4 separate regions of the Homo sapiens genome follow, and all the other regions are linked to region 1. The links are chromatin loops, found by intact Hi-C in ENCODE. Cell type or tissue: mammary epithelial cell. All regions are shown on one strand.

Region 1 (8,000 bases):
AGGTCGGGGAGATTTTCTTTTATGCTTTCTTCTAGAAGTGTTAATAGTTTTAGCTCTTGCATTTAGGTCTATGAGCCATTTCAAGTTAATTTTAATGTATACTGCTACATAAGGGTCATGTTTCATTTGTTTCTTGCAAAGTGATATCTAACTGTTCCAGCATATTTGTTGAAAAGACTGTCTTTCTCCCATTGAATGATTTGGTACCCTTGTCAAAAATCAGTCATATATGTGTGGGTCGATTTCTGGACTCTGCATTCTGTTGTATTGGTCTATATCTATCCTGAAACCTATACCACACTGTCTTCACTATGCCACACACTTACTTTAGAATAAGTGTTAAAATCAGGCAGCTTGAATCTTTCAATTTTGATATTCTTTTTAAATTTGGTTTTGCTATCCAATTTCCTTTGCATTTCCACATAAATTATAGAGTAAGCTTGTTGAATTCTACATAAAAGCCTCCTGGATTTTAATTGTGATTGTGTTAAATCTGTTGATCAATTTGGGGAGAATTGACAGTTTCACAGTGTTGTCTTCTGATTCATAAATATGGTATATGTTTTCCCATTATTTAAGTCTTTAATTTCTTTCAACAATATTATGTAGTTTTTAGTGTACAGGTCTTGAAAGTTTTAAAAATTTATCCTTAGGGATACTTTATAATTATTTTATGTTTTTAAGTTATAAATGGTTTATCAGTCATTATTAAAAATTTCAATTTGTAGTTGATTCTTGCTAATATATAGACATACAGTTGATGTTTACTTATTAGCCATACTAATATTAGTTTTAGTAGTCTTTTATTGTAAATATATTGGATTTCTCTATGTAGATGATCATGTCAGGTGAGAACAAAGACAGTTTTACTGCTATTTTCTAATATGTGTACATTTCCTTGCCTTATTAAACTATCCAGGATGTTTAGAACAGTGTTAAAGAGCAGGATAAGAGCAAATATCCTTGCTTTATACCTAATTTTAGGGCAGAAGCATTCATACTGTCACCATTAACCATGTTGTTAGCTGTAGATTTTTCGTAGATGCTCTTTATTAAAAGTTGAAGAATTTCTATTAGTAATTTGATGAGTTTAAATAATCTTAGTTTGATTAGCTCTGCTTCTTTGTTCTTATGGTGGTAGCTTTAGGGTTTAGAATATGTATCTTTTCTCATCACGGTAGACTTTCAAACAATATGCTGTGTCACTTTACCTGTACTGTAAGAACCTTATAACAGCATACGTCTATTTTCTTACCTTCTATCTGAACCTTAAAAGGCATACATCTGTTTCCCTGCCTTCTGTCTTTTGTGCAGTTGTTCTCAGACATTTTACTTCCATGTATTTTTTAACCTTTACAATACACTGTTTTTGCCTTAAGCAATTATCTTTAAAATAATTTTTAATAGAAAAAATGTTTTATATTCATAAAGTAGTCATTTTAAGTGTTCTCTTTTCCTTTGTGTTGGTATACATTTTCATCTATTACATTTTCCTTTTGCATAAAAACTTCCTTTAGCATTTGTTTTTGTAGTGCAGGTCTGATAGCCGTAACTTTTGTTAGCTTTTATTTGTGTGAGAAAATCTGCATTTTGTCTTAAGATGTTTCCCTTTCTTTAAAACAGTTTTGCTGAGTTAATAACAAATTATAAATAATTTGTACATATTTAAAGTGTACAATCTGATAACTTTTGACCCATGAAATCATCACCACGATAAAAATAACATCCCCACAAATGTTCTCCTATACAGGAGATTTTAGGAGGAAAGGTGCATTTGAACTAAATCTTCAAGAACAGGTATGTTCCCCAAATAAGATTAGCTCATTCAATCAAAAGTATGTATTAAATGCTTACTGCGTTCGCTAGGATGAATAAAACAGTCATGATTTCTAGAAGGAGATGCATATTATAAAATAATAAAACAAAATAAACCCAATAAATATAATGGCAACAGAGTGCTGTAGTATGAGAGAGAATGATGGAGAACCTACTATAAATTTAGTTATCTCTTTGAGGAAGTAGTGTTAGGTTGACATTTGAAGGGTATGTGGGAAGGAACTTCCTGTGCTCTGATGAGAGAAGCCTGTTGAGCATGAGACTTTAGGGCACGGCTGTAGATGCAGTCATCTTTTTGCAAGGATGGGCTGAATACCTGTTCACTTACTAAACCGTGGGAGTACAGCTACACTCTAGTGCAGTTCCTGTTAGGCTATTATGAGAGAGAGTTATGGAGAAAATTTCTTCCTAATAGAATGATGAAATATGCTTGTATATTTAGTAGTTTGAGTTAATGCATTTTACATTACTGTATTCCTATAGCATGGCTAAGCTTAACAATAAAAAAAAACTATGTAGTCTTTGCCTTTATAAAGGAACTTAACTTGATAAAGATAAGCTCCCTATTTTAGCAGCAAATAATTCACTTTCCTTTTTGAACAAAGATAAGATTATTCAACTATTATATATGATTTTTAATACTTCCAATGAAAATATTTTACCTCAAAAACCTTAAGGATGATTTTTCTTATAATTTTTTGAGAGGTATTTCTGAATTTAATTTTATTTTTTGCAATACATATTTATGAAGAATATAATATGTGTCATATACTAGGCATGGTGCTGAAGATGCAAAGATATGGTGTACTGTCATAATTTTCTCATTTTCCTATGCCTTTGCCAAGAAAAAAATAGAGCATTAAATTTATAATAAGCATAAATCAGTACATTAATTATTAGTACATTTATTTGAAACCTTTGAATAATTTTTTTCTATTGCAAAAGTGATAATGTACATTCATTACAGAGAACTTCAAAAAGCCAAAAAAATTATTTTAATTCTGTCAAAAAAGTTCTTATTGAATGCTGCTTTCTTCAAGGCAGGCACTGTACTATGTGCTTAGTATACTACATGAGCAAGACAGATGGTCTCTGCATTTAAGAAGGGCATAGGCCAGGCCCAGTGGCTCATGCCCAGCACTTTGGGAGGCCAAGGCAGGAGGATCACTTGAACCCAAGAGTTCAAGACCAGCCTGAGCAACATAGGGAGACCCTGTATCTACCAAAATAGTTAAAAATTAGCCAGGTGTGGTAGCCAGTGCCTGTGCTCCCAGCTACTCGAGAGACTGAAGTGGGAAGATTGAGTGAGCCCAAGAGGTTGAGGCTGCAGTGAGCCATCATGCGACTGCACTTCAGCCTTGGCAACAGAGTGAGACCCTGTCACCAAAACAAAACAAAACAAAACAAAAATGCATAGTATTCTGGGGAATGGATATTAAATAATTACAAGTATTTTTTGAGGTATGAAACAGAAGATAAAAACCACTCTAAATCTTACCATCTAGAAATAATTGCTAATACCGTGTTAATATATTTTCCACTGTTTATACTGTACACATATTTTCAATTTTATCATTTTAAAATATGTTACTTGTTGCCTACTAATTATGTAGATACACTTTAACTTATTAAAACCTTCCCAAATCATTGAACGTTTAGGTTGTTTTCATTTTTTAGTCAACTTAAGTATAATTTACATATAATGAAATGAACTCATTTTAAGTATATGATTAGATGACTTCTGACAAACATATATATGCATGTAGCCCCCATCACAATAAAAATATAAAACATTCTCATTGCCTCAAAAAGTTCTGCCATGCCTCTTTGCAGTCAGTCTTCCCTGTACCCATAGTACATCCACACGTGGCCCTAGGTAGCCATTGGTCTGCTTTCAGACACTAAAGATTTGATTCATCTTTTTAAAAATGTCACAGAAATGAACTCATACAATATATACTGTCTTGTATCTACTTCTTTCATTCTGCGTAATGTTTTTTGAGATTGTTAACTTTGTTGCATTTCTCAGTCATTTATTTCTTTTATTGTGAAGTCATTATCCTTTGCACAGCTATACCACCATTTGTTAATCTCTCCCACTGGTGACGTACATGCGGATTAATACCAGTCATTGCCTAATATGAATAAAGCTGATAGGCCTGTTTCTTTTCTCTTTAATTAATACTGAAGAGTATGATTGTTGGATTTATGGTAAGCATATGCTTACATTTTACAAAAATTTAAAACTGTTGTGTCATTTTACAGTCTCAGCATTAATGTAATGAGAATTTTAGGTGTTCTGCACCCTCACCAGTGCTTGCTGTGGTCAGTGGTTTTCATTTTAGTCATTCTAACGAGTGTGTGGGAGTATGTTACTGTGGTTTTAAGTTGCGTTTCTCTTATGACTAATGATAGGAAATGTCTTCACTCAGACTTTTTGCCATTGCATATACTTTTGTGACCTGTCTATTCAAATATTTCACCTATTATTCGGTTGTTCATCTTCTTACTGAATTATAGGAGTTCTTTGGATGTTCTGGTTACAAATAGTTTGCCAAATATTTGTATTACAAATGGTTTCTTCCAGACTGTAGCTTGCCTTTTCATTTTCTCAGTGATGTCTTTTGAGGAACAGACGTTTTTAATTTTGATGTCTTATTTATCAATTCTTGCCTTTTATGGTTTTCACTTTTTTTGTGTACTGTCCAAGAAATGTTTGTGTACCCCAGGTCACACATCTTTCTCCTATTTGTTATGTGTCACGTGCTATATAATAAGTTTCTGTCAACAGTGGGCCATGTATATGACAATACCATAAGATTATAATGTAGCTGAAAAATTCATATTGCCTAGTGATGTAAATGTTGTAAGTCATACTGCAGTGCATTACTCACATGTTTTGGTGATGCTGGTGTAAGCAAACCTGTGCTGCCGGTTGTGTAGAAACATAGCACATGCAGTTAGATACATAATACTTGATTGTGATAGTACATGACTGTGTTACTTCTTTATTTTATATATTGTACTTTTCATTGTTTCTTAAAGTGTATTACTTTCACTTATTTAAAAAAAAATAGGTAACTGTAAAACAGCATCAGGTGGGTCCTTCAGGTGATATTCCAAAAGAAGGCATTGTTAGCGTAGGAGATGACTACTCGATGCCTGCTCCGAAAGACCTTACAGTGGGACAGGATGTGGAGGTGGAAGACAGTGATACTGATGATCCTGACTGTGTAGGTTTAGGCTAACGTATATGCTGTGTTTTCATTTTTAACCAAAAGTTAAAGACGTTAAAAAAAATAGAAAAATATTTATAAAGATGTAAAGAAACAATATTTTTGTATAGCTGTACAATGTGTTCATATTTTAAACTGTTATAAAAGAGTCAAGGCGTTTTTAAAAATTTTAAAGTGTATAAAGTGAAAAAGTTATAGAAAGCAAAGGTTAACTCATTACTGAAGAAAAAAATAATTTTAATTATTTTATACATTATACAGTGTTCATAGTCTACAGTAATCACCTAGGCCTTCATATTCACTCGCCACTCACTCACTCAAAGCAGCTTCCAGTCCTACAAGTTTCATTCATGGTATTATAAATGCAATAGACAGGTATATCGTTTTTAAATCTTCTATATCATATTTTTACTGTACTTTTCTAGATGTGTTTAGATGTGCAAATATCATTGTGTTACACCTGCCTAGAGTATTCAGTAGGGTAACATGCTGTACAGGTCTGTACCTAGAAGTAGTAGGCTATGCCATTTAGGTTTATGTAAGTAAACCCTAGGATGTTGTCACAATGATGAAATTGTCTAATTGCACATTTCTCAGAATGTATCCCCATCATTAAGCAGTGCATGACTGTATTTTCTTCTAAAACTTTTTAAGTTGTACCTATTACATGTATAGGTCTGTGATCCATTTTAATTTTTATGTATGCTGTGAGCTAAGAGTTGAGGTTCATTTTTTTCCCCCTACAGACATCTTGTTCTTTCACTATCTTTCATTGAAAGGGCTGTCCTTTAGTCAGACATGGGGGCTTATACCTGTAATCCCAGCACTTTGGGAGGCTGAGGCAGGAAGACCACTTATGTCCAGGAGTTCGAGACCAGCCTGGGCAACACAGCAGGACCCTGTCTCTACAAAATAAAAAATTTAAAAAATTAGCCTGGACTGGTGGTGCAAGGCAGAATTGGGAGCATTGCTTGAGCCCAAGAGGTTGATGCTGCAGTGATCCATGTTCATACCACTGCATTGCAGACTGGACAACACAGCAAGACCCTGTCTCTGATTGTGTGACTTGGGTACCTCTGTTGAAAATCAGTTTGTCACACATATGGGTCTGTTTCTGCACTGTCTTATTCTGTTTAATTGATCTTTGAGTTTCTCTTTACATCAGTACCACGCTAACTTGATAATTGTTGCTTTGGGAGTATATTTTGAAATAGAGAAAAACTTTGTTCTTTTTTCAGAATTGTTTTGACTCTTCTGTGTCCTCTGCATTTTCATATAAATTTATTATCATGTCAATTTTTACAAAAAAGTCTGCTGTAACTTTGATTATGATTGCATTTAATCCATAAATCTATTTAAGAATATTGAGTCTTCTAATCCATGGACACACACTCTGTTTGCTTATGGATTTCTCTAATGTCTATTGAAACACTGTAGTTTTAGTGTATAGGTTTGTATAATTTTTCAATTTTTCTTTACCTATTCCAATTTTTTCCCATTTACAATTGTTTGCTGTTAGCATATAAGAATATAGTTGGTTTTTATATATTAACCTTGTATTCCATGGCCTTCCTAAGCTCACTTATTAGTTCTAGAAACCCTTTTTCTAAATTTCTTTGAAATGTCTATGTAGATAGTCTTGCTCTTTGTAAATAATAGCAGTTTTACTTCCATTCTTGTTTGTATGGCATGTATATATTTGTCTGTTTAATTGTCTATCTGTCTATGCATCTTTCACTGCCTGTGACTGCTAGTGCAGTGTTGAACAAAAGTAGCGAACATTGTGTTTTTGTTCCCTGTCTCGGAAAAGATTAAGTCTTTTATTATTAAGTGTGATGTTAGTCATAAGTTTTTCATATATACCTTTTATTAGGTTAAGTTCTCTCCTATTCCTAGAATATTTTACCATCAGTGGACATTGACTTTTCTTTAAAGGTTTTTGTGCCTCCATTGAGGTGATCATATGGTTGTTTATTTAGACACGGAGTCTCACTCTGTCGCCTAGGCAGAAGTGCAGTGGCGTGATCTCAGCTCACTGCAGCTTCCAGGTTTATTCCCAGGTTTAAGTGATTCTCCTGCCTCAGCCTCCCAAGCAGCTGGGACTACAGGTGCCCACCACTGCACCCAGCTAATTTTTGTATTTTTATTAGAGTTGGGGTTTCACTATGTTAGCTAGATTGCTCTCGAACTCTTACCCTCAAGTGATCCACGCACCTAGGCCTCCCAAAGTGCTGGGATTACAGACACTGTGCCCGGCTTTCTTTTTAGTTTGTACATTTGATAAATTACATTGACATTCAAATGTTAAGCCAGTCTTCATTCTTGAGATTAACCATCTTTTAGTCATAATGTATTATCATCCTTATATGTTGTTGGAATTGAATTAGAGAAGTTTTGTTAAGTTTTTACATCTATGATTTTGAGGGATATTGATCTGTACTCATCTTTTCATGTAATAGTTCTGTCTGGTTTTGTATTGTGGCAATGCTGGCCTCATGCAACGTGTTAACAACTGTTCTCGTATTTTCTGGGAGTGTTTCTATAAAATTGTAATTATTTCTTCTTTAAAGGGGTGGTGGAATTCATCAGTAACTTTTGGGAGCTCCAGTTTTTATTGTGGGATGACGGTTAACTATAAACTCGTATTTAACTTTTTTTCCCATTTTGTGTTCCGCTTAGATTATACCATTTCACATACATCCTAAGATCCTTTCACTGGTATACTTTTATTTCCTCCTTCAAGCCTTTGTACTGTTGTTACAATACATTTTACATTTGTATGTGTTATAAATGCCACTATGCATTATTATTTTTGTTTTAAACCAGTGATTATCTTTTAAGGAAATTTAAAACAGAAGAAAAATTAATTTCTGTTCCCTGACACAGTTACTATTTCCAATATTTTCTGTCCTGTGGGTAGATCCTGTT
Region 2 (8,000 bases), 83 kb after region 1:
TGTAAGATATAAGTAGATTAAAATTAATAGAACAGAAAATTATATACTATGCTCAACCTAATCAGAAGAAAACTAGAGTGCTATATTAAATCATATGAAGTAGATTTCAAAGCAAGTAATATTGCTGGAGATAAGGAGGAACATTTCATAATAATTAAGGGAGTCATTTCATCAAGAAGTATTAACCGTCTTAGTTATGCATCTAATAACAAAACAAAATATTTGAAGCAAAAACTAATATAAGGAAAAATAGACACATTTACAGTTACTATTGGACAGTTCAATATCCATCTTCAAATAATTGATACAGCAATTGGAGAGAAATTGGTAAGGTTATATAGCAACTTGGGCAATACTATCAGTCAGCTTGATCTAACTGACATTTATGGAACACGCTACCCAACAGCATAAGAACACTTATTTTTCTCAAGGTCACAGATCATTTATCACAGTGTACCATATGTTGAGCAAAACAACTCCATGAATTTTAAAGGATTTAAGTACTGTAAAACATTTTCTCTTTGAAGGAAATGAAATTAAAAAAACACAGATCTATGGAAAATCCCCAAGTTCTTGGAAACTAAATATTAATCCATGGATCAAAGAAGAAATCAAAGGGAAATGAGAAAGTATTTTGAATGGACTGAAAACGAAAACACAATGTGTTTAGCTGTGATATACAGCTAAAGCAATACTTAAATTTATAGTACTAAATACAATTTATAGTACTAAAAGATATTTTTAAACATTAGAAAAGAAGAAAAGTGTAAAATTAATGACCTTAGCTTCTATCTTAAGAAACTAGGACTGGGCACAGTAGCTCACAACTATAATCTCAGTACTTTTGAAGGCCAAGGTAGAGGAGTTCGAGACTAGTCTGCACAACATAGTGAGATCCCATCTCTAAATAACAAAATATTAGCTGGGCATACTGGTGTGCACCTGTGGTCATAGCTGCTCAGGAGGCTGAGGCAGGAGGATTGCTCAAGGAGGCTGAGGCAGGAGGATTGCTTCAGGAGGCTGAGGCAGGAGGATTGCTCGAGGCCAGGAGTTTTGAGGCTTCAGTGAACTATGATCACATCCCTGCACTCTAGCCTGGGTGACAGAGCCAGATTTTGTCTCTAAAAAACAAGAAAAAGAAAAAGGAATTAGAAAAATAAGAACAAGTTAAACACAGTGTAAGCAGAACAAAGGAAATAAAGATTGGGATAGCAATCAATGAAATAGAAAACAAAAAATCATAGAGAAAATTGATGAAAGGAAAACTGGGCTTTTGAGAAGATCATTAAAATTGATGTATTTCTCACCTGACTGAAAAGAAAAGTGAGAAGACAAATAATAAATGTTGACACTGCTACAGATTCTATTGGTATTAAGTGGATAATATGGAAGCATTATGTATAACTTTATGCCAATAAATTCAACTATTTAGCTGAAATGGACACATATGTTGAAAGATACAAATTACCAAGAAGAAATAGATGTCATGAATAGCCTTGTACCTGCTAAAGAAATTATAGTTGTGGTTAAGATCCTTCTGACAAAGACACCAGACCCACATATTTTCACCAACGAAGTCTACCAAACATTTAAGGAATATTATCAGTTCTATACAAATTATTCCAGAAAATTGAAGATGAGAGAACATTTCTCAGTTCATTCTGTGAGGCAGGTATTAACTTGATATCAATATGCAAGAGATTTTTTTTTTTTTTTGAGATGGAGTCTTGCTCCGTCGCCCAGGCTGGAGTGCAGTGACGCGATCTCAGCTCATGGCAAGCTCCGCCTCCCGGGTTCATGCCATTCTCCCGAGTAGCTGGGACTACAGGCACCTGCCACCACAGCCGGCTAATTTTTGGTATTTTTAGTAGAGACGGGGGTTTCCCATGTTAGCCAGGATGGTCTTGATCTCCTGACCTGGTGATCTGCCTGCCTCGGCCTCCCAAAGTGCTGGGATTACAGGCATGAGCCACCACACCTGGCCCGCAAAGAGATTTTTAAAAGAATGCTATAGACCAATATTCTTAATGAATATATATGCTAAAATGTTTAATTTAATTTTAGCAAATCAAATCTAACAATAGATACAAAGAATCACTACCAGTGTGGTCTGTTCTAGGAATATAAGATTGATTTAACATTCAAAACCAATCACTATAGTTCACCTATTAACAGAGTACGAAGGAAATGATTATATCAAATGATGCAAAGAAAAAACTAAGAAAAATCCATCCTTTTTAAAACTTATTTAAACAAAAAATGAAACGCTCTGAGTGAATTAGGAATTGGGTTTTTTTTTTTTTTAACATGGTAAAGGAAAACAATTTGACAGTTTCTGGAAAAGTCAAATGTATACCTACCATACGGCCCAGCCATTCCACTCCTTAGTATTTGTCCTAAATAAATTAAATCATATGTCTACACAAAGACGTGGACATAAAAGTTAATAGCAATTTTGTTTGTAATTGCCCCAAACTGGGAGCAGGCCCTGTGTTCATTGACAGATGAGTGTGTCCATTGTGATACATCTATGTACTGAAATATTACCCAGCAAAGTGAGTAAACTATTGATACATGTGGTGACATGGATGAATATCAAAGTAATAATGCTAAATGAACAAGCCAGATAAAGAGTACATACTCTATGATCCATTTGCATAAAATTCTTTAAAATACAAGCAAATCAGTCATGGCAGAAAGTATGTCAGTCATGGCCTGCAGGGGATGGGAGGATGGAAGTACACATGGGCACAAGAAGACATTTGAAGTGGTAGATGTTTTCATCATCTTGATTTTGGTGACAGTTTCATGGGTATATACATATGTCAAAACGTATCAGTTGCATGTTTTTTGTTTGTTTTTTTGAGAGGGTTTTACTCGTTCGCCCCGGCCGGGTTGGAATGCAATAGCATAATCTTGGCTCACAGCAACCTCTGCCTTCTGGGCTGAAGTGATCCTTCCACGTCAGCCTCCCAAGTAGCTGGGACTACAGGCGCCCGCTGCCACACCCAGCCCAAGTTGTATATTCTTAATGTGTGCTGTTTAGTGTATGTTAATTACGCATCAATAAACTTTTTTTTAAAGTCCTTGCCCTCGTGGAACTTATATTTTATTGGTGATGAACATTGACAGTAACAAATACATGTATATCATATGTGTGCATGTATACGTGCCTGTGTATCAGATGTCGCAAAGTCTTGAAGAAAAAGCAATGTGAAGATAGAAAGTGAGGGGGAGGATAGCTGTTTAATGTAAGAAGGCGGTCAGGAAAGTCCTCAGTACACGTGGCATTTGAAACAGAGACTATTTTAAGCTCCCCTATAATCTTTTGAAAACTGTGTTAAGATAGGTTTCAGTTTGTTAAAGTTACAGGTCATCATTCTCTCATCTAAAAGGACAAGTTTCCCCTAACTTGAAGGCAAATTTAAATTTTTGACATCACAAAGAACCAGATGAAAAGGATGGGGCAGAGGTGAGCAAACCTACTCCTAGTGCCCAAGAGAAGCCGATTCCAGCCACAGGAATTTCTTGTGGTTAACTTCTGATTGGAAAGATAAAGACCTATTTTGTGAACATCTGTAGAATAGTAAATCAGAAAAACCCAACCAGAATTCCAGTCTTCCCGTTTTCTGCCAGATAGGGGCAATTACCCCCTTGGTTTTCTAAAAAAAATAAAAAAAACAAAATTGTTCCAGCCTCTGTCACCTCTGGGGTTCCCTGTGCGTGTGCATGTGATATGTGAGGCTGGTGTGGAGAATTTAGCCTGAGAGTCAGAGGGAGGGTTTCTAGCAGTGGAGTGACCTGCTTGCTCATGTCCAGGGGATCCAGCAGGGCAGCTAGAAAGAAATATGGTCTGGCACAATGGCAGGCTTCTCCTTGCCACTGGTGGAGGAGTTTGTTTCAGTTTAGGGATTAGTCGCCATTACCAGCTGATCAGTGGAACGTAGAGTTGGTTCATCCCCAAAGGAGTGCTTGCTAATCATGAAGACCTTAGAATAGCTGTGTGCTGGGGGTAAACAGAAAGAATTATAAAAAGAAGAGATTAAGAATGCTTTGTAGCATGTACCATAAACTGAAATGTCCCTTATTTTGAAAACCTGCTTTTAATTCTGCTCATCCCACGATTCTTAAAAATATAGTTCTGTCTAGAGAATAATTTAAAGATTTTCCTTATTATTTAACATACATTTGGTGACAGAAAGAGTGGGAAAATGCACTGATCTCAAGCCAATTGTGTATTTGTTTTTGTAAAATTTTTATAAAACATGCTGATTTCTGTCATTCTGTTTGCCATGTTCCTATCCCCGTGAGAACTGTATTCTAAAGCAGCATCCCCTGTTCTGAATGATACTCTGCAGAGCACGCACTCTGACCCTAATGCTCTGGGACTGGGCATCCTGTGCTAGAAGGAACCTGTGGGTTCCACCTGTCCCTCAAGGCTAGAGCCCTGAGAAGCAGGAGCCTCGTGTTAGCTCCTTCTCCCTCCCAACCAGTGGAGGTTCACAGGGCTCCGGCTCCTGAAACCTCCAGTAGCCCGAGACTTTCCTTCCACCCCCACCTTCCCTAACGCCATGCCTGCCGCAGGTGCAGTGCGAATGAGATGATTCCTGCCCTGTCAATCTCAGGGGAGCTACTCTTAATCTCTTCTGGGCTGTGGTCCCCTTTGAGGATCTGATGAAAGCTGTGGGCAAGATTTTGCATGTAACGTCAGGGGCTACCAGGAAACCCTTTTCCAGAGCAGGGCAGGCATCAATGCCCATCTCTTATCAGCAAATTCTTAGCAAAGTACAAAGTTGTAGTTCTTTACGAAGGGCAAAGGCAGCACTCTCATCTGTAACCTGGTGATAGCTGTATTATTAAGTTGTATTTTTATTACTACCCTCTTCAGCTAGCACTAGAAAGAGGTTGCCCGAGGAAGAGCCCACATCCTGGCACACTGCTCCCCATCAATATGGTTTTGCATGTATGTTTGTTATTGGGGAAAAAAACCAGCACAGATTTTTCAATATCCCTCTCCCGTCCTATTCAATGGTTTTCTTTTGTTGTTTTTCGTGATCCATTAGATTTTATACAGAACCACCAATTACCCACCGGTTGGTTTAGACTGTTGACTGGGAAGCCAAATATCATGTCTCCCTTACCCAGCGACTCAGCATTGTAGACTTTTGTTCTGTTCATTTAACTACGTGCTCTCTGCTTTTTTCCTAGAAAGGAATTTTCCTGAATTGAAATCAGTTAATAAAACTCTTTTTCTTTCTTTTTACAGCTTGTACCTCCTTTTAAACCTCAAGTAACATCTGAGACAGATACTAGATATTTTGATGAAGAATTTACAGCTCAGACTATTACAATAACACCACCTGAAAAATGTAAGTAAATTTAGAAGGCAATTGATAAATTTCTAATATAATTTCTCCTAATGTAATTGAAGAAAACAGTCTTTTAAAAACTCATCTGATATTTTCAAGATCAAATTCCACAGTGACTTACTCCATTCTATTTAAGAATATTGAATATTGAATTGAATTTAAGAATATTGAGTTCCCAGTGGTAATATCAAAAGACTGCAAGAAATGCTTTTCTGGGTAGGACAAATTATATAGAGAGAAATTGTAGATGAAATTACAGACTAGCTCTTCCTTACTGTTCACCAATAGATTGTTTTGACACCAACTGAAAGGATTGTGAAATAGAGACTCCCCTCTTTCCTAGACTTCGTTCATTCCCACATAACCTTCAGAATTTTGCCAGTTTTGGTCTCCTACTTACTTAATAGTTTTAAAATTCATGTAGAGTCACTCCTTTTTACTTAGCTCTCTCTTAAATAGTATTATCTGTGAAGACATAATTTAGTTTGCTAATACTTTTGGATACCTATAAATTACATATTTATGAAAACTGTGTGTTCATGTACCACTTCAAGTCAATTCATATACATTAGTATGTCTCACACTTGGAGAAATACCATAAATAAGTGGAGCTGTAATGAGGGAAAAGGTGATCAGACATAATTGATAAACATTTTCATGCTGACAGAGGTCTGTGTGTATCATCATTAACTTAAGAATGTGGATAAGATTGCGTTTCAGGGCAATATTTGGATGGCTGCAAGAATGCTTCAAGTTACACATCTTTGGGTTCACATCATAGTTTTTCTTTCCTTTTCTTTTTGATTCCTTCCCTATATGTCTTCTCCTCTCATTCCTTTTTTGGAGGCAGATTTATCCATAGTGCTGATGTGGACTCAGTGTCCGGGAGAGGGGCGATTGGAGGCTAATGCTGTGCCAGAGATGGTCACAGGCAGCAGATTCTACTGTCGAGAGGCAAACAAGGGGTCATGTGGGCCAAGAGGTCTTAATCTTGGGACCATGGTCTGGCCACAAGGGGATTGTGAACACCCTGAAAGTGAAGATATGATGACGTGTGTGTGCTTTTCTTTCTTTAGATTCACAAAAAGTTAAGGTGCTCCAGGTCCTGAAGTTGGGTCAGCCATAGCCAGAAGCAGGGCTTACCAACTTGACCGATGTCCAGGCTAAGTTGTGAAATACCAATCCATTGAAGTGAGCTACTCATGGTCAGTCCTGTGGTGAGGCAGAGTTTCCACTCAATCTTGTGCCATTGCTAGAATTTTAGAATCACTAAGAGTCACAGACAATGTTGGAAAGCCTGTGGAGTCATGGGCAAGTAGCTCAGCGCTGAGTAGAAATCATGGGCATAGGCCTTGGCCTCTGTCCCCAGCATAGACTGTGGCATTAGAATTGTCCAAAATGCTGGGTAACACCAGTGAGTTTTCGGATCGGCCCATGGGCAGTTCCTGCCATACAGCCTTTGCTAGGCCCTTTCATTTGGATATAATCCTAACTGTAATCAGACCACATCATTCCTCTGCTTAAAACCTTCCGGTGCCATCCCATTGCACTCTAAATCCAAACTTGCTCACACTGGTTTGCACAGCACTGACTGATCTGGGCCCTGTCCACCTCTCTGACCTCTTCCTGTTCCATCTTCCCCCACTGTCCCTGGGTTCCAGCCACACCTCGAACATGCCACACGTCACCATGCCTCGGGCTCTGGGGACAGTATTTATGGTGTCCAGGCCTGGAATGCTCTTCTTCCCTGATCTTACTTGGATGGCTCCTTCTTGTCCTTCAGCTCTAAGCTTACATGTCATTCCATCAGAGAACCTTCTTTGACCTCCTAGTCTGAAGAGCATCAGTCTGACAACATTCCCTCTCTCTCTTCATTCTCTGCATTGGCACCTTGACTTGCTGGTATTTTTCTGTTTGTTTGGTTAGTGTCTATTTCCGCCACTAACATGCAGTGGGTTGGAGAGGAAGGATCTAGTTTGTCTCATTCGTTATTAGCCCAAGCTCCTAGTTAGATGCCTGGCACAGTGTGCGTATTCAATAATACTTGTTAGGTGCATGAATACACAGAATATGGTGAGGGCCTAGGAACTTCAGAGCCGGGAGGACACCCAGGCTTGCCTCCCCTCTGAATATCCAAAGCAGATATTGGGATAGGAAGGTCTTGACAGGTCTCTTTCCTCAGTCTCAGCCTCTGAGAAAGTTTCCATTCTTAAATAGAGCATTTGGCATTTGCGTACCTTTAGAGCAAGTAAATATGTTATTTTGGAAGTCATAGAAATAAGAAGGCTCTAAAATGTCAAGCCAGGAGTAGATATTTTACTTAAGAAAGCTAAAAGTGAAATCCCAATTTGGGACATGGAGTGAGGCTGAAAAAGCCCAGGACTCAGACCTGGGGAACCTGCCTTGTGTCCTGCCTGTGCCCCTTACAGTTCTGGGCGATGGCCGGTCACTTTGTCCCCTGGAAAAGCAGGGAGCAGGGCTGATAGTCTCTCAGTGGCGTTTTTGTCCTCCCGTGTGCCTGAGAAGCCGTCTCTTTAGGAGAGGCACCGAGAGTTCTGCCAATTTGAATCACCCTATTTTCAATTCTGCTCAAGCACCAGATTGGCTAGTCCATAGTGTTACTGTATGCTG
Region 3 (8,000 bases), 63 kb before region 1:
TGGGCCTTTTCTCCCTTGATAATTAATACTGAGCTTTCAATTTGTTGATATGTCCACCCATAATCCATAATCACTAAGTTGGGCTAATTCCTATGTATCTTTTCAGATCTGAGCTTAAAATGTTATTTTTCCTACAAAACCTCTGACTCTAATAGACTAGGCAGGTTCCCCTGCTAGGTACTTAGATATTTTTCTTTGTACCTTTTCTATCAATCATATTATAACTGTAATCCTTGTTTGCCATTCTCACTAAACTTGAAGATTCTTGACAGCAAAGATGATGGCTTCCTTGCTCATTTAAAACATCTTTTGCACATAGTCCATGGCCCAACACAGTATTTATTGACTGGCTGGATGAATGGTACTTTTCCCATGTCAATATATATTCTTTGAAAATGTTATTCTTAGTGGATTTTTAACATCTGTTGAAGCACAATTCATTTTGCCATTTGTGTTTACAAAGCTGGATTTCTGTCAGATCTTAAGACTCTAAAATCCTCTGCTGTTCCTGTAATAATATACTACTCTTCTGAACAATCAGTTTTCATTTGCATTTATAACTATAAGAAAAAACAGTATTAATACAAATGAAAAACAGCATACTCATATTTGCCATTGGTATGTGCATTTCTATATACCTCTAGAATCTGGTGTTTGGACATTCTATATGACTTGATTTTTTTTTCTAAATTTTTATTTTATTTTATTTATTATTATTATACTTTAAGTTTCAGGGTACATGTGCACAATGTGCAGGTTAGTTACATATGTATACATGTGCCATGCTGGTGCGCTGCACCCACTAACTCGTCATCTAGCATTAGATATATCTCCCAATGCTATCCCTCCCCCCTCCCCCCACCCCACAACAGTCCCCAGAGTGTGATGTTCCCCTTCCTGTGTCCATGTGTTCTCATTGTTCAGTTCCCACCTATGAGTGAGAATATGTGGTGTTTGGTTTTTTGTCCTTGCGATAGTTTACTGAGAATGATGATTTCCAATTTCATCCATGTCCCTACAAAGGACATGAACTCATCATTTTTTATGGCTGCATAGTATTCCATGGTGTATTTATGCCACATTTTCTTCATCCAGTCTATCATTGTTGGACATTTGGGTTGGTTCCAAGTCTTTGCTATTGTGAATAGTGCCACAATAAACATACATGTGCATGTGTCTTTATAGCAGCATGATTTATAGTCCTTTGGGTATATACCCAGTTATGGGATGGCTGGGTCAAATGGTATTTCTAGTTCTAGGTCCCTGAGGAATGGCCACACTGACTTCCACAATGGTTGAACTAGTTTACAGTCCCACCAACAGTGTAAAAGTGTTCCTATTTCTCCACATCCTCTCCAGCACCTGTTGTTTCCTGACTTTTTAATGATTGCCATTCTAACTGGTGTGAGATGGTATCTCATTGTGGTTTTGATTTGCATTTCTCTGATGGCCAGTGATGGTGAGCATTTTTTCATGTGTTTTTTGGCTGCATAAATGTCTTCTTTTGAGAAGTGTCTGTTCATGTCCTTCGCCCACTTTTTGATGGGGTTGTTTGTTTTTTTCTTGTAAATTTGTTTGAGTTCATTGTAGATTCTGGATATTAGCTCTTTGTCAGATGAGTAGGTTGTGAAAATTTTCTCCCATTTTGTAGGTTGCCTGTTCACTCTGATGGTAGTTTCTTTTGCTGTGCAGAAGCTCTTTAGTTTAATTAGATCCCATTTGTCAATTTTGGCTTTTGTTGCCATTGCTTTTTGTGTTTTAGACATGAAGTCCTTGCCCTTGCCTATGTCCTGAATGGTAATGCCTAGGTTTTCTTCTAGGGTTTTTATGGTTTTAGGTCTAACGTTTAAGTCTTTAATCCATCTTGAATTGATTTTTGTATAAGGTGTAAGGAAGGGATCCAGTTTCAGCTTTCTACATATGGCTAGCCAGTTTTCCCAGCACCATTTATTAAATAGGGAATCCTTTCCCCATTGCTTGTTTTTCTCAGGTTTGTCAAAGATCAGATAGTTGTAGATATGCGTCATTTCTGAGGGCCCTGTTCTGTTCCATTGATCTATATCTCTGTTTTGGTACCAGTACCATGCTGTTTTGGTTACTGTAGCCTTGTAGTGTAGTTTGAAGTCAGGTAGCATGATGCCTCCAGCTTTGTTCTTTTGGCTTAGGATTGACTTGGCAATGCAGGCTCTTTTTTGGTTCCATATGTACTTTAAAGTAGTTTTTTCCAATTCTGTGAAGAAAGTCATTGGTAGCTTGATGGGGATGGCATTGAATCTGTAAATTACCTTGGGCAGTATGGCCGTTTTCACGATATTGATTCTTCCTACCCATGAGCATGGAATGTTCTTCCATTTGTTTGTATCCTCTTTTATTTCTTTGAGCAGTGTTTTGTAGTTCTCCTTGAAGAGGTCCTTCACATCCCTTGTAAGTTGGATTCCTAGGTATTTTATTCTCTTTGAAGCAGTTGTGAATGGGAGTTCACTCATGATTTGGCTCTCTGTCTGTTGTTGGTGTATAAGAATGCTTGTGATTTCTGTACATTGATTTTGTATCCTGAGACTTTGCTGAAGTTGCTTATCAGCTTAAGGAGATTTTGGGCTGAGACAGTGGGGTTTTCTAGATATACAATCATGTCATCTGCAAACAGGGACAATTTGACTTCCTCTTTTCCTGATTGAATACCCTTTATTTCCTTCTTCTGCCTAATTGCCCTGGCCACAACTTCCAACACTATGTTGAACAGGAGTGGTGAGAGAGGGCATCCCTGTCTTGTGCCAGTTTTCAAAGAGAATGCTTCCAGTTTTTGCCCATTCAGTATGATATTGGCTGTGGGTTTGTTATAGATAGCTCTTATTATTTTGAGATACATCCCATCAATACCTAATTTATTGAGAGTTGTTAGCATGAAGGGTTGTTGAATTTTGTCAAAGGCCTTTTCTGCATCTATTGAGATAATCATGTGGTTTTTTTCTTTGGTTCTGTTTATATGCTGGATTACGTTTATTGATTTGCGTATATTGAACCAGCCTTGCATCCCAGGGATGAAGCCCACTTGATCATGGTGGATAAGCTTTTTGATGTGCTGCTGGATTCGATATCACCACAGATCCCACAGAAATACAAACTACCCTCAGAGAATACTACAAACACCTCTACGCAAATAAACTAGAAAATCTAGAAGAAATGGATAAATTCCTCGACACATACACTCTCCCAAGACTAAACCAGGAAGAAGTTGAATCTCTGAATAGACCAATAACAGGAGCTGAAATTGTGGCAATAATCAATAGCTTACCAACGAAAAAGAGTCCAGGACCAGATGGATTCACAGCCGAATTCTACCAGAGGTACAAGGAGGAACTGGTACCATTCCTTCTGAAACTATTCCAATCAATAGAAAAAGAGGGAATCCTCCCTAACTCATTTTATGAGGCCAGCATCATCCTGATACCAAAGCCTGGCAGAGACACAACCAAAAAAGAGAATTTTAGACCAATATCCTTGATGAACATTGATACAAAAATCCTCAATAAAATAGTGGCAAACTGAATCTATATGACTTTAGTGTAATATCATTGAAGACTTAGAGAGGGTTAGTGTGAGTTAGAAAAACTCTCTATTTTTAATATTCTGCCCAGTCTAAAATTTTTACCTGTCATAAACTAAATCTGTATATCTCTCACCTGTCTTATATTTATTTCAGTACATGATATAAGGGTGGACTCTATTTTTTTCTCAATGGCGAGCCCATCATCTCATCTCCATTTATTAGATAATCCATTTTTTTCTCACTGATTGTGGATAACACATATACATATTTGCGCTTTTAGGATTTAGTCTTTTTTTCCCCTTTGACCTTTCTGTACTCTAGCATTAACACCACATGGCCTTAATTAGAGAAACTATAAAATTTTTAACTGTTAATATAGCAACATATCCCTTATTTTTTTTAACAAAAATGTTCTTAGCTACATTAGTGCATTCTTTTAAAAAATTATGGTAAAAATTACATAATGTGAAATCCTCTTTCATTTTTAAGGGTATAATAGAGTATTGTTAACTATGTGCATATTATTGTACAGCAGATCTCTAGAACGTTTTCATCTGGCATGACTGAACCTCTGTTCCCATTGAACAGTAGCTCTCCATTCCCATACCCCCAGCCCCTGGAAACCACCGTTCTACTTTCTGCTTCTGTGAATTCGACTACTTTAGACACATCACATAAGTGGAATCATACAGTGTTTGTCCTGTTACTGTCTTACTTCCCTTAGTATAATGTCTTCAAAGTTAATCCATGTTACAGCATATTAGAGGATTTTCTTCTTTTTTAAGGCTGAATAATATTCCATTGTATGTATATAACACAATTGCCTTCTTTCTTTTTTTTTTGAGACAAGGTCTTGCTCTGTCAGCCAGGCTGTAGTGCAGTGGTGTGATCATGGCTTACTGCAGCCTGGAACTCAGGCCCAAGGGATCCTCCCAGCTTAGCCTCCCCAGTAGCTGGGACTACAGCCACACACGCAACTAAGTTAATTTTTTTTTTTTTTTTTTTTTGTAGAGACAAGGTTTCTCTGTGTTGCCAGGGCTTGTCTGGAACTCCTGGCCTCAAGCAATACTCCTCCCTCGGCTGGAATTACAGGCATGAGCCACACTGCCGGCCAATACATTTTCTTTATTCATTCATCTGCTGATGGATATTTAGATTGTTTCCACCTCTTGGCTATTGCGAATAGTGCAACAATGAGCATGAGAGGGCAGATATTTGTTTAAGTTCCTCATTTCACTTTGTTTGAATAAATATCCAGAAATGTGATTGCTGGTTCATTTGGTAGTTCTACTTTTAAGTTTTTGAAGAATCTTCATACTGTTTTCTGTAGCAGCTACGTTATTTTACATTCCCAACAATAGTGTACAAGGTTTTAATTTCTCCACATCCTTGCTGACACTTACTTATTTATTTTTTATGTTGTTGTTTTTTTAAAAACAACAGCCATACTAGCAGGTGTAAGGTGATATTTCATCGTGGTTTTGATTTGTACTTCCCTGATAATTTGTAATGCTAAGCATTTTTCAAATACCTGTGTATCATTTGTATGTCTACTTTGAAGAAATGTCTATTCAAGTCTTTTGCCAAGTTTTTACTTGTGTTTCTGTTTTTTGTTTTCGCTACTGAGTTATAGGAGTTCCCTATACATTTTGAATATTAAGCCCTTATCAGACATATGGTTTGGAAATATATTCTCTCATTCTGTAGTTTTCTGTTTTGTTCTGTTGTTTGCTGTGCAGAAGCTTTTTATTTTGATATACTTCTACTCATCTATTACTGCTTTTGTCAGCATCAAGAAATCATTTCTAAAGACCAAATTATGAAGCTTTTCTCCTGTGGTTTTTTCCTAGGAGTTTGTAGTTTCATGTCTTATATTTATTCTTTGATCCATTTTGAGTTGGTTTTGTGTGTGGTGTAAAATAAGGCTCCACTTTTGTTCTTTTGCATGTTGATACCCAGTTTTCTCAGCAGCATTATATTTCCACATTGTGTTAGTTGTGACGCCCTTGTCAAAGATCATTTGACTGTATATATATATGGTTTTATTACCTGGGCTCTCTGTTCTGTTCCATTAGTCTATATGTCTTTATGCCAGTACCAATCTGTTTTAATTACTGAAGCTTTAGAATGCATTTTGAAGTCAGGAGGTATGAAGCCCTCAGCTTTTTGCTTTCTCAAGATTGTTTCAGCTGTTTGGGATTCTTTATGGTTTCCATACGAATTTTAGGATTTTTTTTTTCTGTTTCCGCAAAAATGCTGTAGGATTTTGAAAAGGATTGCATTGAATCTGTAGCTTACTTTGTGGTGTTGACATCTTAACAATATTAAACCTTTCAGTGCATGAACATGGGATGTCTTTCCATTTATTTGTGTCTCCTTTCATTTCTTTCAGCAATGTTTTGTAGTTTTCAGTGTACAAATCTTTCACCTTCTTGGTTAAGTTTATTCCTAAAGTACTTTATTCTTTTTTATGCTTTTGTAAATGGGATTTGCCTTAGTCCCTTTGGGCTGCTACAACAAACTATCATAAACTGAGTAGCTTATAAACAATAGAAATTTATTTCTTACAGTTCTGGAGGCCAGGTGTTTAAGTTCAAGGTGCTGGCAAATTCAGTGTCTAGAGAGGGCCCTCTTCACGGTTCATAGAAGGTGTCTTTCCCCTGTATTGTCACCTAGTAAAAGTGCCAAAGGAACTCTCTGAGGACTTTTCTATAAATGCACTAATTTAATCTATGAGTTCTATCATGACCTCATGAAGGCCCACTTCCTAATACCATCACCTTTGGGGTTAAGTAACCCAAAACATTTATTCTTTGTAGACCTAGTATCTGCAGACAATAACAATTTTATCTCTTCATTTCTGATAGTTTTATGTATTATTTCTGTGTGTTTTAAAGCAATGTTTAATAATTTTGATCATAGCACATATACCTTTTTTCTTAATTTATTGGATACACCACTAATTTACTGTTAAATATGATTTGTATATGTACTTTATTATGCTGCACATGACCATCCACAATATAGACAAAGGTCATTTTTCTTTCTTAACAGCTAACTACTTTCACTGTCACAACCATGGCCACGACACTCACACTCACATACAGAGACACATGTGCATGCGCACACGTATGCCTCGCCCCCAACATGTTCCAGATACATTGAACTCCTTGTTGTTTCCCAAGTACTAATGCTATACTGTGCTCTTACATTACCTGTAGCTCTTTCCTTCTTGCCCTTTTGTCCCTACTGCTAGGAACACCTCGTATCCTTTGCTTGTCTCTTGCTCATCCTGGTAAGTACCAATTCATTTTTCACATCTACATTCAAGAATTACCTTTCTTTTTGGGTCCCCATCACAAACTTTTATTATTGTTAGAACACCACTGTACTTAGCGTATACTTGTATCATTTTACCCATAACATTTTATTATACTTCCCCACAATACCAAGGCTCCCCCATCAGACTGTAAGTTCTTCCTAAGCCATTCCTTTTTTAAACTTTAGTAGCACACATGTATTAGACATTTAATTAAATATTTATTAGTAAGTAACTAATCAGTTGGTGAAAATTGATTTTTGTATGAAGTAGTATATGTACTTTTAAAAGATTAATGTACTTGTTTCATAGGGGTCTCCATTCTGTTTTTCAAATTAATTACATTTTTAAACATTATTTAGGAATAAAAAGATTGGATGCCCTCTTTCAATTAGTCAGGTACTTTGGCCTGATACTTTTTTGCAGGAATTACCCCCCCACACCCCCCCGCCACACCCTCACCAAATGGTGTAGGGTTATAGTTTAAGTATCATGAATTATGGTGAATTATGTAATTTGGGTCAGTAGTCCAGCTAACTACCACTAGTGAAGCTGGAAAAGACTTTTGTTTGTTTTTGTTTTTTAAAAAGACACCAGAGAGCTGATAAGGCTAAGATTTATTGGGCCAAAACTGTATTGAAGAAAGAAACCCAGACAGTGAACCTACTTTTCCTTTTGGGTTACCTGCTAGTTCTTGAAGTGGTATTGGAGATGGAGAGATTTTGAGTAGCTCCCAGAGCTGGGAGTGATATTTTGGAATCTAGGATCTGCCAAAGAGGAGACATGGTAAACCACTACATTTTGGTATTGGTAGCTTAAAGGACTGTACCCTGTAAGAAAGAGTAAACTGGAAATAGATTTGCTTTGAGAGGATTGACATATAACTATAAATTATTTCAGTCCTGAAATTGAGTGAAGGTGATTCAACTTTGCTAGTTTTCTAGGAGCTTGCTAAAAGCAAATGTAAACTCACTCTAACAGAAGATTATATCTTCCTAGACCTCACATTACCTCAGTTTTCATGTGTTGTGTCCAGGACTTGTTAAAAAATGAGTACACAAAAATTCAACACTATGTGGCCAAAATAATAGAGGAAAAAAAAACAGACAATAGAATCATATTCATAGGAAC
Region 4 (8,000 bases), 110 kb after region 1:
CCTCAAGTGATCCACTCGCCTCAGCCTCCCAAAGTGCTGGGATTACAGGCGTGAGCCACCACGCCCGGCCCGAGATTGATTTTTTTTTTTTTCTTGATACGAAGTCTTGCTTTGTTGCCCAGGCTAGGGTGCAGCGGTGCTATGTCAGCTCACTGCAACCTCCGCCTCCTGGGTTCAAGCGATTCTCCTGCCGTAGCTGGGATTATAGGCTCCTGCCACCGTGCCCAGCTAATTTTTATATTTTTCGTAGAGACAGGGTTTCACCATCTTGGCCAGGCTTGTCTTGAACTCCTGACCTCATGATTCACCCACCTCAGCCTCCCAAAGTGCTGGGATTACAGGCATGAGCCACCGCGCCTGGCTGAGATTTTTTGAAAGTTATTTATTTTTGGAAAAGCCTCCAACCCTGCACAAACCAGCCTACCCTCTGTTAATGGCTATTTCATTGCCATCATTCATTCAGAAGAGATTTCTTGGGGTGTCCTAGACACATAAGCTCTCTTTTCTTTTCCATGGTGGTTACTGCTCTGTCATATTTGTGGTGTTGAGTTCACCTCTTCATCCACCCACAGTTTCAAATAGCACTGTTGATGACTGCTAACACCTTGAGCCCCTGGGCTCACTGCGCCACAATTACCTATGTAAATTTCATTAATAAACTACCTGTTAAATTCAATAATTATCTTAATTAAAAGTTCACTATAGTCCTAGGAGGTACATGCTAGTATCATCCCCATTTCACAGATGAGAAAACAAGCTGAGATGTTAATTAACTTGCACAAAGTCACACAAGTAATCGGTAAAGCTCGGAGTCAAATCGAGCCAGCGCCCAAGTGTCCTTAACCATCGTTAATGGTGGTTAACTCACTGAGTTAATTCACCAAACGAACCAAGCCTTGCTAAACACCTCTCTTCTTCTGCTTCTTCTTCTTTTTTTTTTTTTGAGATGGAGTCTTGCTCTGTTGCCCAGGCTGGAGTGCAGTGGCATAATCTTGGCTCACTGCAACCTCTGCCTCCTGGGTTCAAGAAATTCTCCTGCCTCAGCCTCCCAGGTAGCTGGGACTATAGGCGCGCACCACCACACCTGTCTAATTTTTGTATTTTTAGTAGAGATGGGGTTTCACGATGTTGGCCAGGCTGGTCTCTAACTCCTGACCTCGTGATCTGCCCGCCTTGGCCTCCCAAAGTGCTGGGATTACAGGCGTGAGCCACCGCGCCCGGCCAACACCTCTTAAGGGTCAAGTACTGATTTAAGACCTGGGGGTCCATCAAGAATGACAAATGCTCCCGGCTCTCGGGCGGTTCCCGGCCAATGGAGGAGAGACTCACTTGTAAAAAAAACATGCTCAACTCAAACAGGACACTGAGGCATGAAGAGAAATGGCCAATATTGCAGATGAGAAGCCTGGGAGGGCTTGCGCCTGCTTAGACATGGCTCATGATCGTCGTATGCTGAGCACTTTTATGTCGGGCACTAGACTTACTGTTTATTTAGCACTCACAATTCCATGAGGCAGGAACTAATTATTATGCCACTTTAAGGTTAAGGAAACTGAGGCACAGACAACATGAATCATTGATTCAAAGTCACTCAGCGGGCAAGCTGGGATGGGAAAGGATGAGTGGGTGCTTTTCTGGCCAGGGCCAGGGGCGGGGCCTTCCCACTTCGGGGCCGCACTGCAAAGGCCAATGCGTGTCTGGAAACTGCAAGCTGTGCAGTGTGGCTGCACCAGAGGCTGCAGGCTGCTCAGAGGAAGGCGACGCTGGACTCTGTAGCCAAACCAGCAAATATGGACTTCGTCCTGCAGGCAATGGCAGTGCCATTTAACAGACAGAGGATGGCAGGAGGGATCGGCCTGGCGTAGAAGAGACGTTCTGGGGTCAGGGCGAGTCCGAGGTACCTGTGGAACACGCACCCACCAGGCAGCTATGCAACTTGGGGCTTAGGAAGGGCCGAGCTGGAGCTCTAGCTGGGTGGGCCAAACCTGCTGGGAGGCGAGACCATGAACGTGGGGGCAAGATTTGCCTGGGAAGGGTTGGCAAAGATTGTCAGTGTGGGGAGTTTGTTAAAAATGCAGCTCTCCGGGCCCGCACGACCCCCCTAGCTGAGAAGCTCTTCTGCAGTGAGAGGGAAGGGCTCGCCCCAGGATAGGGGTTAAGGAACCTCCGCCTTCAATGGCTGGCAGTGGACTGGAATCCGGCAAGACACTGAGAGTGGGATCCTGGAGGGAGGAAAACTGGGAGACGGAGGTCCAGGGAGGAGAGGGGTCAGGGCGGAGTGGCCGGTTTGTGGGAAATGCCACCTGGTGGCGGAGCGCCCTGCGGAGCCTCCTGGCTGGGGCAGAAGCCAGATTTCAGGGGCTGGAAGAGAAAGCCTCTTCTGGTGAGGGGCTGGGCTGGCGGGGAGGTCGCGAGACGGGGTGCGGAGGGTGGGAGCCACCGAAGCCGCTGGGGAGGAGGCACTGGAGGAGAGAGGGGCAATCTTCACGGCAGAGGACGGCGGACTTCCCAAGGGAGGAGGGCGCCTTAGGCAGAAGACTGAGACCCTCCCCCCGAGGCAAGAGTGGAGGCGGGAGCAGGGGCGGGTCGCGGAGGGCGCTCGTGCTCAGCAGCCTCCAGGATCCCCCACGTAGAGGGCACCGCTGTTTGCGAGAAAGGCGACGAGGCAGCGGGGTGGCGGCGGGGACGCTGCTGCGGGGACGAGGGCGCCGGCGGGAGGCAGGGACACGCCGCCCAGCCCAGGGGGCGCGCTCCGAGGAAGACCCGGGCGCCCGCCGCCTCCTCCCCGGGCTCCGCAGCCGCCGCCCCGTGCCCTCCACCTGCGACCTTCACCCCCCTCACCGTCGCCACGGGCCTGGAAACCTCTTCCAGCGTCCGTTTCAGGGCGACTGTCGTTTTGAGAGAGTGCAATTTCTTGTTCTGTGTGTCTTGTTTTTAGCCTTTTCTTCTAGGAGGCATTAAGTCATGAACGGGGCGAGGGGGTTTGCCATCATGGGGCCCGCGGAGTCTGTTTAGGCAGCAGCCCCCGCTGCAAGAAGCCCCCCACAGCCTGCGAACCACACACGCCCTCCATGCGGCAGGAAACACAGAATCGTCCGATTTCAGAGCTCAACCCCTAATTCAGACCCTTCTTTCCCGCGCCTTTATCTCATCTTTGCAACAGGCAGGGATTGCATCCAGGGCCCCCAGGATGTGGTTGCTATCTTCACTGTGCTGTCATGGAGCCCTGGGAGCTGTGGCCAGGCCCCATCAGGGGCAGGAAGCCAGTCCTCCTCCCAGGAAGCCCCTGTGCTCCCCGGCCCTCACAGCACAGCGTAGGGTCCGCGGGTCCATGAGGAAGGACACTTGAGGGAGCCTGCACCCAGGCTGGTGCGGCCGTCCTAATCTCAGGCACAGGGTCCATGTCCTTCAGGATCTGCAGATGAACAACTGCCACCCCTGCCTGGGTAGGACTGGGGACCCTGAGGGAGAAAAGCAGCTGCCCCATGCAGGGGTAGAATGGGCAGCACGGGCTCCCCTTCCACGCAAGGGCATCCCAGGAATTTCAGGCGTGTCAGGGGCAGCAGTTACCATGGGAACAAACACGCCCGGGTTTCTAAAGGCAGATGCTGATGAAATCACAGGGGACTCATAAGAGTGCTGGGCCCAGGCAGATCTCCATTGGTCCAACAGCGATCCTCTGAGCCACACCCTGCAAGCATGATCAGAACCAGCATTTAAAAAAATATGCAAGGCTTCAAGATAAGATGGAGCAAGTGGTGAAATACAAAACAACTTTATAGAGCTGAGTGGGCTGGGGAAAATATCTTATGCAAAACAGAAGCGGTGCAAGCTGCCAGCTCTGGTCCTATGCTTCAGACACTCATTTGCTATGAATACTGTGAAAGCAAGTGAATACATAGATTTAAATTTTTTTATGTTGTATGTGATACATACAAAATATATGCAATGTATACATAAGTCATGAGGTATAATAACCAAATGAACACTTGTGAACCTAGCACCAGCTCCACAGGGCCACTACCAATGGATTTCTTCTCCAGGCCAGCCCCTTCCTTCCCCAGAGGGGGCCTATATCCTTATGCGTGTATGTTTTTCAATGAGAGTTTTTTGCTTCACTGGACAATTCCCCCTGGGAGCTACCTACGGACTACAGTGGAAGGTTTTAGTTGTTGTTTTGGGGTTTTGTTTTGGGTTTGGTTTTGGTGGTAGTGGTAAAATCCTTTGTTCTGAAATGTTTTCAGACCAGAGCCTCCTCCCTGTGGTCACTCTGACTACAGCTAAGATTGTCCTTCCTCTTAGATAAGTGTTCTCAAAGTGCTTAGACTCACTATTTCCCTGGGAGCGGCGTCTTCCTCATGGAAATGAAGAACATTTTTCAAACAACATATGGATTTCAAAGGTGCAAATACATGAACTGTAAAATATGCACTCACTTTTCTACTCCTCCCAGTGGCCTCCTCTAATGTTTACTGAGCATTTACTAAATGCCCAACATTGTAAGCATTTTACATTCCCTAATTTAATCCTCATAACAATACTACACGTTACTTTATCATCTGCATTTTATGCATGAGAGAAGCAAGGTGCAGAGAAGCGATCATTTGCCCAAGCGCACACAAGGTAAGGCAGAGCCAGGATTACCTAAGCCACCAAGGCCACAGAGCAAGGCCCACAGTGCGACTCATCACTCTCCTTCTTAGACTCTGTACAGGTCTCTCACTCCCCTTTGGTCCCTCTTCCTCCTCCATCAGACCTTCAAATGCTGGTGTGACCCAGGGCTGGGCTCAGTGCTCTCCTGACTGGAAATGTTCCGCCTGCATGATTTTTAAAATCTACACTCATGACTCCAAGTGGAGAGGCCAAGGATCCTGAGCACTTGATCTCAGCCTCGGGCCTCTCTCTTGCATTTCCAAGCCCACCTCAAACTCACCACCTGACACACTGGAGTCACCTTCTAATGCTCCTCTCTCTGTGACCCTCTCAGTGGGTGGGACCACCCCTAGTCACCATCCCCACAGCTCAGTCTCCTGGTTCCACAGATGAGCCCTCTAGGCCTTCTGAACCTCTCCCATCCCATCCCATCCCACCCACCCATCCATCCATCCCACCCATCCATCCATCCACCCATCCATCCACCCCACCCATCCATCCATCCATCCATCCATCCCACCCATCCATCCATCCATCCATCCCACCCATCCATCCATCCCACCCATCCATCCATCCATCCCCCATCCATCCATCCCCCATTCATCCATCCCACCCATCCATCCATCCATCCATCCCACCCATCCATCCATCCCACCCATCCATCCATCCATCCCACCCATCCATCCATCCATCACACCCATCCATCCATACCACCCATCCATCCATCCATCCCACCCATCCACCCATCCATCCCACCCACCCATCCATCCCACCTATCCATCCATCCATCCACCCATCCATCCATCCATCCCACCCATCCCACCTATCCATCCATCCATCCCACCCATCCATCCATCCATCCATCCATCCATCCATCCCCCATTCATCCATCCCACCCATCCACCCATCCACCCATCCCACCCACCCATCCATCCCACCTATCCATCCATCCATCCACCCATCCATCCATCCCACCCACCCATCCATCCCACCTATCCATCCATCCATCCCACCCATCCATCCATCCCACTCATCCATCCACCCATCCATTCCATGACCTTCACTCTTGAAGTCCAGCTGCCAGCACTTCACATCCAGGTTCCTGCACAGCCTTCTCATAGAGTTGTGTGCTTCCACACGGCCCCCTGGAATCCATACTCCCCGCAACAGCTAGACTAGAAGGATCTCTCTAAACAAAACTGCAGCCCTGCCTCTCTGCTTGATGATTACTTATAGCTCTAATCCTAATCCTATGAGTGCTGAACTTGGAAATGGGGGACATCACAAGCTAGCTATTTTACCTTAAGCCTGAGACTGAGTATCTCTCTCAACCTCAGGTTCTCCATTTGTAAAATGGAGAAAATAAGATCTCCAGACCTGAACCATCAACTCTGAGGGTGGGGCCCAGCAGCATGTGTTTTAATAAGGCCCCTGGATGACTCTGATGAATTCTTAAGCATGAGAACCACTGGTACATTCTAATTCACAGTATTAATCACACATACGAAATGAGTTCTTCTGGAGAATAATTTTTGTGTGGCTTCAATTTTCATCATCAAAACAACCAACTGTCTACATGAAAACTCTCCTAGTCTGCTCCTAAAATACTCTGGCGTCAGTCATGAGAACTTAAGTAAATCCTGTGATCACTTTGAATCTCAGTTTCCTCACATGTGAAATGAGAGGAGAAAACTAGAAGTGAGGTCGGCAAACTTCAGACTACAGGCCACTGCCTGTTTCTGTATGATCTGCCAATTGAGAGTGATTTTTACATTTTAAAATGATTTTTAAAAATCAAAAGGAGTATAATATGTGAACACTGCATGAAATTCAACTTGCAGCGCCCCTAAATAAACTTTCATTGAAACCCAGCCATGCCCATTCATTCACGTTTTGTCTATGGCTGCTTTTGCACCATAACGGCCGAGTAGCTGCGACAGAGAACATATGGCCATGGAGCCTACAATATTTATTACCTGACCTTTTAAAGTTTGCCAGCCTCGGGGCTAGAAGATGACTACATTCTCCTCCAGCTCCATATTTCTACAATCCTATTACTTTACAGATTTTACTGTGTTCCTATCTTCAAATATCGCTAGCTATTTACATAGCAATACACCTAGTCAGCAAGCTGAAGTTTTGAAAATGCAATTACTGCTCTAGGTCATTAATTCTAGTGAATAAACCATGTTAATGTAAAGCTGTATTACTTTGTTCCAACACTTAACCATTGCTGCGGCATTTTACATAATTCCATCTCGTGAACGAGGTCCTATCAGTGAGAACAAGCAGTGTGCTGAGGCTTCCGGAACACGCTCTAGCCCATTATCCTTGCTCAGAACATTAAGGCACTTTCTTTTTTTTTTTTTTTTTTTTTGAGACAGAGTCTCACTCTGTGGCCAGGCTGGAGTGCAGTGGCACAACCTCGGCCCACTGCAACCTCCGCCTCCCGGGTTCAAATGATTCTCCTGCCTCAGCCTCCCGAGTAGCTGGGACTACAGGCACACACCACCACGCTCAGCTAATTTTTTTTATTTTCAGTGGAGTTGGGGTTTAACCACGTTGGCCAGGATGGTCTCGATCTCTTGATCTCATGATCCGCCCACCTCAGCTTCCCAAAGTGCTGGGATTACAGGCGTGACATTAACGCACTTTTAGTGGCTGGTTTGCTGTTTACATTTCCCGTGCCTAAATCTACCCTATTCAATAATGGTTTCAATAAAGGAATTCTTCCTGAGGATCGTGCAGTGGGGAGGGGGTACCACCTTCAATGAAGAGAATGTATGTCCTGTACTGCCCCTTTCCTGGCTCATTCTCTCAGATTCCTAATTAGCCTTGGCTGCCTGCAGAGGAAGAACAGGGGGCTCCTTGGGGATGCCCCCAAGTGATGGGGGGATCAAGTCCTGCTCTTCTCATGAAAAGAATCATATTATGTTAGGGCTGAGAGGCACCTTAGAGAACATTCAGTTCAGCCCATTATGGTGAAGCCAAGAAAGTATAAGTGACTTGCCCAAGGTCAGGCAGCCTGTCTGTAGTAAATCTGGCGCTAGAGCCCACATCTCTTGACTCTAAATCCAGTGAGCTTTGCAGCATCTCAAAATCCTTTTTTGAAACGCCCGACATTCTTCTATTCCATGTCAAACTTGAGAATTTAAGGGAAGGACCCTGAGAGAGAGAACACGCTGGGTAACCTTCTGGGCAGCAGCTGACACCAGTTCATTTTCCGAGGCCTGGGGGCGGGAGAAGAGGGAAATCCCTAGGCCAGGGATTCCCCAATGAGCTCAGTGAGGAGAACCAGACTTGATTTTAATTCTTTTAAAATTTCCAATCTATTGTAGACTAATGGT

The links. Peaks named below come from ENCODE experiments on the same cell type or tissue, not always from the same donor. Only the 100,000 strongest peaks of a DNase experiment are listed, where the experiment ranks them.
Region 2: it touches region 1 in a loop (2.5-fold over the local background); 2 of 110 quality-filtered maps call a loop at or near these places.
Region 3: it touches region 1 in a loop (3-fold over the local background); 2 of 110 quality-filtered maps call a loop at or near these places.
Region 4: it touches region 1 in a loop (4-fold over the local background); 2 of 110 quality-filtered maps call a loop at or near these places.

What each region holds. Positions count from the first base shown.
Region 1 is chr1:243,592,742-243,600,741 of GRCh38, reverse strand. All of the region lies in intron 8 of AKT3 (AKT serine/threonine kinase 3), which reads left to right. Among named protein-coding and RNA genes, the nearest start is that of AKT3-IT1, 200 kb to the left of the region's middle. In mammary epithelial cell, no CTCF peak of the experiment used is centred here; DNase peaks (open chromatin) are centred at 2,131, 4,211 and 4,731; H3K27ac peaks cover 4,979 bases.
Region 2 is chr1:243,509,693-243,517,692 of GRCh38, reverse strand. It overlaps AKT3 (AKT serine/threonine kinase 3), which reads left to right. Exons shown (of 14, transcript NM_005465.7): 13 at 5,267-5,369. Among named protein-coding and RNA genes, the nearest start is that of MIR4677, 170 kb to the right of the region's middle. In mammary epithelial cell, no CTCF peak of the experiment used is centred here; a DNase peak (open chromatin) is centred at 3,502.
Region 3 is chr1:243,655,422-243,663,421 of GRCh38, reverse strand. All of the region lies in intron 4 of AKT3 (AKT serine/threonine kinase 3), which reads left to right. Among named protein-coding and RNA genes, the nearest start is that of AKT3-IT1, 130 kb to the left of the region's middle. In mammary epithelial cell, no CTCF peak of the experiment used is centred here; a DNase peak (open chromatin) is centred at 4,621; H3K27ac peaks cover 1,932 bases.
Region 4 is chr1:243,477,987-243,485,986 of GRCh38, reverse strand. The region is part of intron 16 of SDCCAG8 (SHH signaling and ciliogenesis regulator SDCCAG8); the gene reads right to left. Among named protein-coding and RNA genes, the nearest start is that of MIR4677, 140 kb to the right of the region's middle. RefSeq lists enhancers at 1,338-1,896, 3,219-3,834. In mammary epithelial cell, no CTCF peak of the experiment used is centred here; no DNase peak of the experiment used is centred here; H3K27ac peaks cover 805 bases.